Linked DNA regions of Homo sapiens: region 2 is linked to region 1. Evidence: read pairs that join two places in POLR2A ChIA-PET (ENCODE). Cell type or tissue: Panc1. All regions are shown on one strand. Each heading gives the region's core, and the rest is flanking DNA. Links, peaks and the distances in the headings are about the cores only.

The links. ChIA-PET counts read pairs that join two places held together with the same protein. Peaks named below come from ENCODE experiments on the same cell type or tissue, not always from the same donor. Only the 100,000 strongest peaks of a DNase experiment are listed, where the experiment ranks them.
Region 2: POLR2A ChIA-PET joins it to region 1 with 5 read pairs; 6 of 35 experiments call an interaction of 5 or more read pairs at or near these places.

What each region holds. Positions count from the first base shown.
Region 1 is chr20:63,221,389-63,225,762 of GRCh38, forward strand. No RefSeq gene overlaps it. Among named protein-coding and RNA genes, the nearest start is that of YTHDF1, 7.4 kb to the left of the region's middle. In Panc1, for the core only: CTCF peaks have their summits at 2,171 (motif pointing right), 2,385 and 3,369; a DNase peak (open chromatin) is centred at 2,173; H3K27ac peaks cover 1,138 bases.
Region 2 is chr20:63,294,840-63,299,213 of GRCh38, forward strand. COL20A1 (collagen type XX alpha 1 chain) reads left to right here. Exons shown (of 36, transcript NM_020882.4): 2 at 259-350; 3 at 3,071-3,181. The coding sequence starts at 269. Among named protein-coding and RNA genes, the nearest start is that of COL20A1, 3.8 kb to the left of the region's middle. In Panc1, for the core only: no CTCF peak of the experiment used is centred there; no DNase peak of the experiment used is centred there.

The DNA of each region.
Region 1 (4,374 bases), core at 96-4,095:
AGAGAACTGTCATCTGCCTGTAAGTACCAGTGCCAGGTGCTCTGGGGCCGATGTCTCCGTTAGCCCCAAGGTGGAGGCTCAGGGAGCAGATGTGAGCGTGCCTTGCTCATCGCAGTAGCTTCGGACTGCAGGGATTGCAGGGACTGCAGGGATTGCAGGGATTGCAGGGATTGCAGGGACTGCAGGGATTGCAGGGACTGCAGGGACTGCAGGGACTGCAGGGACTGCAGGGACTGCAGGGATTGCAGGGATTGCAGGGATTGCAGGGACTGCAGGGATTGCAGGGACTGCAGGGACTGCAGGGATTGCAGGGACTGCAGGGACTGCAGGGACTGCAGGGATTGCAGGGATTGCAGGGACTGCAGGGACTGCATTGCTCTTGCAGCACCACCCGCCTCCGTGGACACCTTCAGCAGTGAGACAATGCAGGCTCTGCTACAAGAGGTGCTTACTGGGCTCTGCTCTGGTGAGGAGAGGCCTCGCCTGGCAGCCAGACAGAGTCCCAGCAGGGCAAGATGAAAATTCGGGGCCCTCGTTCAAACAGCAAGAGAAGGCTCTTTCCTTCCTTCCAGCGCCCCTCCCTGCACCTGTGATGGTGTTTTTATTTGTTATTTAACGTCATGTGCTCTTGGGCAAGGGGAGGGGAAACTCTCACAGGCACCTGAACCTGTCCCTGTGGCTCCATGCATGGGCCATGCCCCTGATCCCTCTGTGCCCACACCCAGGTCCCTGCTGGGATGAGGGTTGGCAGGGGTCACTGGGTGGCTAAACACCATTCCTGGGGGTGGGGGGAGGAGGGTTGTGCCAAGCCAGGCTCCCAGACCCCAAGTGCAGGCGCATGCCACCATCTCATCAGATGGCACTCACAAAACACAGATTCAGACAAAAGTGTTAATATCAAGATGGTGACGACAGCACCCTCTGGGTGTGGGGCCGCTTGGGTCACATCCTATGAGGCCAGCCCTGGGTCTGAAAGACACCAGAGGAGTCCCTGGATGCCACCAGGACTCTGGGGCTCTACCAGAGGTCTTCAAAGAGGGGGACCATGGGGACGACTCAGGCTAGAAAGTGGGGAGGAAACCATGCCAGGAGGGGGACCAGAGAGTAACCAACATGATCAGATGACACAGATAGGCACCTGCAGGCTCAGGCTTCACAGCTAGAGCTGCAGGTGGCCCAGAAAGGGAGGCCCCACAATGGCTGGATCTACCTGGGCCAGGTGCCTGGGGAGGGCCACAGGTGGGACAGGAATGAGAATGGGCAGGGCTAGCTCTGGAGAACAGGACCTGGGGTTGGGCGGTGCTACAGGGAGGCGTGCCGGGTGCTGAGTACTGTGCTAGCAAAAGACGCTGCTGATTTCATCTGCCCTTGCAAACAGCAGCCTCTCCCCAGGGGAGCACCTGTCCCAGGATGAGGAAGGCCACCTGGACTCTCCCACCCTTCCACGTGGCTTGCTAGCTGTCTTGGGTGACTCTACTGGCCTGCCCGGCATGTAGCTCCCTTCAGTTGAGTGACCACATTCCTGATATTCTTTCAGGGCGTCCCCTCCTCAACCCCTGTGGTTGGGGATGGATGCCTCACCTGGGCCTGATGCCAGTCCAGAGAGGGAGAAGCAAGTGAATGAAGATGCTTGAACACCAGGATCCAGCTGAGTCTGAAATGGTCCACTTCTGTGCTTTTGGTTGGGTGAAGCAATACATTTCATTTTTAGCTTTGAGTTTCTGTCACCTGCAGCTGAGTGTCCTGACCATAGGGACAAGCATAACATACGAACCTCGGGCCTGGCCCACAGTTCCACAGAGGAGGAGTGTGTCTGGACAGTCCAGCCCTGCTCAGATCCCTCCCTTGTTCCCAGCGCCTCTTGGACCAGGGGCTCCAGGTACCCGTGCGCTAGCCCCACACACCTCTGCACCCCTGTCTGCCTACAGTCCCCAGGATGCCAGCCACATGCACATCCCCCAGGGCCACGCTGTTCCCTCTGCCTGAAGCCGCCTGCTTCACCTCCTCTCCAAAGCTTCGTGTGGCTCCTCGAGATCTCATGCTCACCCTGGGGACACCTGGGACCACTGGGTCATCACTTGTCTGTAGGGACAGCTCCAAGGCCCCTGGTGTCACCTCTGTGCTGTCACCTGCTTTATGTCCAGCAGAGGGAGCTCTGAATCAGGAGTTAGGTCCTTGGTGTGCACCTTCCAGCTCCCCAGGGACCTGCCTCAGTTTCCCCAGCTGGGAGGCAGCATGTGGAAGGGAGCGCCAGAGGGGCTCACCCCACCTGGTGGGCATTCTGTAACTTGTGGCCTGCTGTGTCCAGCAGGTGCTGCTATTGAACCTTTGAAATTGAGAAACTGCCCTTTCAATTTTATTTAATTAAATTCCAGCAGACACACGCAGCTAGTGGCTAATGTCTTTGACGGCCAAGCTCAGACTCCAGGCACTGATACTCAACGCTGATCCTTCACACTCCCAGAAAGCTTTAATTAACACACATGTCCACCCCTCTGCCCCCCACCGACCCCCAGCAGAGAAATCAAAGTAGTCTGGGGTGGAGTTGGTGACCTACATGGTCAGGAGGCCTCTGGTTGAGCCTGAAACCTCCAGGTGAGCCTGATGGCTGCACATGTGCCTAGCACTCTGCGAGGTTGGCAAGCTCCTAAGACCTGCTCACCCACCCTGCTCCCTCTGCTGCGTGGAGCTGGGGAGTGTTCAGTGGCCCCTCTCACTCTGCGTGTGGAGCTGGGGAGTGCTCACTGGCCCCTCTCACTCTGCATGTGGAGCTGGGGAGTGCTCACTGGCCCTGCTCACTCTGCGTGTGGAGCTGGAGAGTGCAGTGTCCAGTTTGCCTCTTGCAGCCTCTTGCTTCCCCTTCCCTCTCCAGAGTCCTCCCTGTGGTCCCAGAGCTCCCTGATCTAGCCTTTCCTAAAGCTGACTCAACCACCTCCTGGATTCCCAGGCTGGAATCTGGGGCCAGAGATGGTGCATCTCATGTTTTCAAATGATGCCCAGAAGCTCACAGATAGCAGGGCTGTTCGGTGGATGTCTGGGCTCTGCAGGATTGCGGGAACAGAGGCCTGCTGCTCTCATCCTCCCGCCCTCCCCATTAATACAGGCCTTCTGTCCATCCCTGGCCCTAGGTGGCCTCTCAGCTCAACTTCACAAGCCACAGGGGCTTGGGAAGCTGCAGGAAGGAGCCAGGCACAGCTGTACTAAATAAGCTTCTCCCCACCCCTGCCCCCAACAGGCCTGGGCCAGGCATGCCAGGAAAATAAATCAGACTAACGGACCCAGGTGGGGCCACAGCCACGGGAGGTGTGGTCCAGACAGCTGCCGTGGCACTGAGGAATGCTGACCATCCAGACTGAGACCCATGGTCGGGTCAGCATCCAGCCCAGCCCAGTCCAGCAGGTGGGGAGAAGCCCGTGGTGGGGCCTGCTCTGGGCCCACGCTGGTCTTCTCAGGACGCTCCCTGCTGGCCTCTTGCAACTCTGCCTGTGGCTCTCTAGGCGCTGGCTGGGAGCCAGCGCTCACCGCAGCCAAAGCCCAGAGGGATGGACTTGCGCCAGGATGCTGGCCCCTTGGCAGGATACCTGGGGAGTCCCTGGGCTCTGGGAGGCCCTCAGCGGGGTGCCCAGGGCAGTGACCCCTCGGGAACATACCTACTGCTCATTTTTGTTTTGGGGTCTGCTCTGGAGAGCTCCACCTAAGACTCGGGGAGGAAGCTGTAAACCAAAAAGCATGAGAGGCAGGGCTCAGTCGATCGAGACGTTTATTTTGCCAAGGTTAAGGACATGCCTAGAAGAAAAGCACATGGAGTCACATGTCCTTTTAGTCTGTGGTCTGTGCCTTTCTCCAAAGATGCTTTTGAGGGCTCCACCATTTAAAGGGGGGGAAAGCAGGCTGGAGGGGCAAGAGGGAGGCCTTGGTAATCACATGCTGCAAGAGAAGAGGAGCAGGCAGGGGAATCGTCAGCTGTGTGTTCCTCTCATGCTCGGAAACCTGCACTTGTATGAAATAAGGTGAACGTCTCCTGTAGAGATGCTTCACCTGTTATCTGTAACTACCTGCTTAGGAACAAAAAGAAAGGCAGCTTCTCACATGACTTAGCTTTTAGTTTAATTTTTTTCTTGTGGCAGAGTGAATTGGGGTCCTGAGTTTGTTTTTGTTTTTGTTTTTGTTTTTGTTTTGAAACAGAGTTTCGCTCTTGTTGCCCAGGCTGGAGTGCAATGGCGTGATCTCAGCTCACCACAACCTCCGCCTCCAGGGTTCAAGCGATTCTCCTGCCTCAGCCTCCCAAGTGGCTGGGATTACAGGCATGCGCCACCACGCCTGGCTAATTTTGTATTTTTAGTAGAGATGGGGTTTCTTCATGTTGGCCAGGCT
Region 2 (4,374 bases), core at 166-4,165, 74 kb after region 1:
GGTGGTGTAAATGCCAAGAGTGGGGTGGGAGTGGGAGGCAGCCCCAGCTCTAGCCTTGGGTCCTTGAGTTTTAGGCAGCTGGGAGGTATCCCCTAGACAACAGGTTGCAGGCCTCTGGTCCTCACACATGTGAGGGGTGGAGCCCGGTGTGGGGACAGGCTGCCTGGCCCTCGAGGATTTGGAGAAGCTCTGGCGTTGTGGTCAGGGAGAGGACAGACGGGGGGACGGCTGAAGGGCATGGCCTCTTCCCTGCCACAGCCCGAGCACCATGAGCTCCGGAGACCCTGCACACCTCGGCCTCTGCCTCTGGCTGTGGCTGGGCGCCACCCTGGGAAGAGAGCAAGTTCAAGGTAAGGACACTGGCAGTGGGCCCCTGCTTGCCCCGAGGCCACGCCTGCCCCACCAGTGCCCACGCGGGACGAGCCCTCCGCCCCTGAGCCCCGTCTTCCTCCTAAGTTGAATGCGTGCTGAATTCACAGCAGCTCCCACAACAAAGGCAAGACGGGAGGGAGCGTGTGCTCCCGCCAAACCTTCAGCCTCGCCTTGGGAGCACATCTCTGTGGTTTAGTTCTCTGTTATATTAATGCTTGGCCGAGAGTTATTCCACGAACACCTTTCGGAGCAGTCTCTAGGAAGCAGGAGGCTGGGGTAAAGATGGAGCCGCCTTCCCTTCCCTCCTGCCTGCTTCCCACCGCCGCCTCCCACTGGTGTTTTGGGCACATAGCCCTCTGGCTTCTCTCGGTGCGGCACTCGCATTTCCACGCAGCACCACCCCCTCCGTGCGCATCCCTGGGCGACAGCACCACGTCCTCAGAAGGCCCCTCCAGTCTGGCTGCTACTGGTTGGGGCGTTTGGGTAACGTAGGGCACCGCCCATGGCAGCAAAGGGAAATGGCAGAGGATGCTGTGGGCTCACCTGTCTGAGCAGCTTCTTCCTCCTGTTGAGAAATGTGGGTTTAGATTGACTCTAGGAAGGTGAATTTCCGTGTCTATGGAGAAGGCTCCGGGGCCTCGGCCACGCTGTAAACTTGTCCCTGGGCTGGGCCAACGCGGCGCCTCCCGGCACCTGCAAGCTCCTGGGAGGTTCCGGGCTCCCACTGAGCGATGGTTTTGTTCCGCTGGGGTGAAAGGCAGCTCCCCCTTCTACTGTGCGTTTAAAGCACCCCCACCAGGGCCTGACAGGCCGGGGCGAGGGAGCCTCCAGGTGCCGCTGCCATTGCAGAAGGGCGGGTGAGATGCGGGAGCCCCGGTGTAGCGTGGAGCCGCCTGTTGAGACCCTTCCGGGTTTCACGGCTTGTCTTGCCATGCTGATGTGCCAGGTTTGCCCTGCACACAGGCAACAGACCATTGCATGAGCAGGTGCCTTGGTCCCCTCAGCTCAGACAGGGTAACCCTGCCCTGGGGCCAGTGGGGGCTGAGATTTCAGTTTGAAAGAAGCTTGCACTGTCAATTTGAGCCAAATCAGTAAGTTGCTTCTACAGAAACAACTTGAGTTTAGGCGAAGGCAAATCTAGTTCTATCTAGTTCAGGATTCAGCATGATGGGGCCACCCCTCACAAGGGCCTTTCGGGGGCCATTGAGTCCCTGAGGACAGCCAGGTGGGCTGGGGGCACTGAGTCCAGCCCAGGACGGGTGGGAGCCCACACGCTGGGGCAGCCCTTCCCAGGATGGCCCAGGCTGGGTGCGGCCACAGTCCAGGGAGGGGAGCGTGGTCCTGGGTGGGGCCCTTCCCACCAGCCGCTGTCTGCCCAGTGCCCTGCTCAGGCCCCAACAGTGCTGTCCTCCAGCAGGGAGCTGGGGAAGGGGTCCCTGACGTTCTCAGGCAGAGTGGAGCAACAGAAGGCTCTTCACAAGCAGGGGCTGCGGGAGGGGCCCTGCTCACAGCTGGCCTTCAGAGCCCCCTCCTCATCCCCCACACATTCCTGCCTTTCAGCCCCATCCGGAGACCCGGCCCAGCTGCTGCCTGCTCTGAATGGGTCATTGTGTCTGCCCCAGTGCCCCCCAGCCCCTGCTCTTCCCCCCGAGCCCCAGCTTTCCGGGGGGCAGCCCAAAGAAGCCCATCTCTGTCCCCATTTTCCAAAAATAGCTGCCCCTACTGCAGAGCCCCGGAAGCTTTCAGGGGGCACCAACCCTCTCCAGAGCCCTGGGAGGTTGGCCAGGCCCCTGCCGCCCCCTCTTCCTCTCAGATGGCCTGGACACCCATCCCCCATCGCGGGAGGCAGCCTCGTCTTGGCATGGACGCACACATGTACCAACGTGCACACACGTGCCAATGTGCACACACTTCCAGTGTGGGATTCTGCACCCACACTCCCCACTGAGGCGGCACGTGCACCTGGCAGTGACCTTGGCAGCTAGGGGTCTGCAGCTGCATGGCCACTTGTCCTGGGGACCCAGCCCAGGGGACTCAGCCCAGGGGCCCCAGCCCAGGGGACTTAGCTCAGGGGACCCAGCCTGGGGACTCAGCCCAGGGGCCCCAGCTCAGGGGACTTAGCTCAGGGGACCCAGCCCAGGGGACCCAGCTCAGGGGACTCAGCTCAGGGGACCCAGCCCAGGGGACTCAGCCCAGGGGCCCCAGCCCAGGGGACTTAGCTCAGGGGACCCAGCCCGGGGACTCAGCCCAGGGGCCCCAGCTCAGGGGACTCAGCTCAGGGCCCTGGGCAGGTTGCCAGCTGCTGTGTTGGCTCGGGGCCTCCGATCATCAGTGGGGTGGTTGCTGTCCTCCCAGACATGGGCCTGAGCCTCTTCCTGGTGGGAGGACCCCCGGAGAGCCAGGCTGGGGCCTCCCTGGGTGGGACTGGACTCCCTCTCACCAAAGCTACCAGGGTGGCCCTGTGACTGCGGACCCCGGGGAGGGCCGGGTTCTCCTCAGCGCCCAGGCGAGGCCTCGTATCCCCAAGTGGGGCTGAGTCCGCCTCAGACACCCTGGGTGGGCTTCTGTCTCTTCGGGGTCCCCCGGGATAGGACTGTGTTCCTCCCAAATGCTGAGGGCAGGATGCCTGTACCCCCACAGCTGATTAGGTGGATGGGGAGGCCAGGTCAGTCCTGACCACTATGTCCTGTTTCTGTAGCAAGCGGTCTCCTGAGGCTGGCTGTGCTGCCTGAGGACCGGCTGCAGATGAAGTGGAGAGAGTCGGAGGGGAGCGGCCTCGGCTACCTGGTGCAGGTGAAGCCCATGGCAGGTGAGGACCTGCCCCTCCCAGGCCCCCTTCCCCATTAGCACGTGCCGAGGACAGTCAGTGTGGTGGCCGCAGCCACCACTCAGGCCCACAGCATCCCTCCCACCAGCCCCTTAGTGTCAGCACCTCTCTGGCCTTGGTCTCTGCTGACCCACATTCCTTTCCCCCGTCACATATGACATGGAAGAGGGAATGGGGCTCCTCTGTCCCTGGCACGCAGCCCCTGCAGAAGGCATTCAGTACATACTTTTAATTTTTTTGATTTTTAATTTCAATTTTTAATTTTTTTTAAAGGCAGGGTCTTGCTGTGTTGCCCAGACTGGAGTGCAGTGGTGCGATCACAGCTCCCCGCAGCCTCAATCTCCCGAGCTCAGGAGATCCTCCCACCTCAGCCTCCTGTGTAGCTGGGAGTACAGGTGCGTGCCACCACTCCTGGCTAATTTTTGTATTTTTTGTGGAGAAGAGGTTTCACCATGTTGCCCAGGCTGGTCTTGAACTGGGCTCAGGAGATCCGCCCCCCTCAGCCTCTCACAGTGCTGGGATTACAGGCGTGAACCACCATGCCCGGTCCATATTTTTTAAAGAAACGACTCCCTCCTCAGAACGAGTCTCAATGCGTCAGGGGCATTCAGAACAGCCTGGACTCCGCACAGCGAACCCCAGAAGCACCTGCTCCCCACGCGTTAATCCTTGTTTCCAGGAGCAGGGCCTTGAGGACACCTTTTCAGGGAACCCTGTTCCTAGAGCAGGAACAGTCCTAACCTGACAATGGGTGCTAATTTTAAAGCTTTTCAAAACTCAGATGGAAAAGCACACAGGCATAAATGCTAACTGTATGAATCAGCACTGTGGGGTGGCCAACTCAAACCCCTCCTGGGGTGGAAAACGACCGTCCCGGGTGCCCCGGTGCCCTTGCCAACGTCCACCCTCCCCTGCTCCCTGGACGGCCGCCTCCAACAGCATGGACTAGTTTGCCTGTTTCAGAACATTCTCTAAGTGGAATCACACCATGGCGACTCCCTCATGTCTGTGTCTTTGGTGGGCATTTTGTGAGGTTTGCCCCGTGGTGTGTAACAGCCGTCCATTTTCTTTGCTGTATAGTATTCCCCTGTGTGATCTCTTCTGCTATTGATGGACATGTGGCTTGTGTCCAGGTTGGCTGTTGTGTAGACGCCGTGTGAGGGATCCCGCGTGTG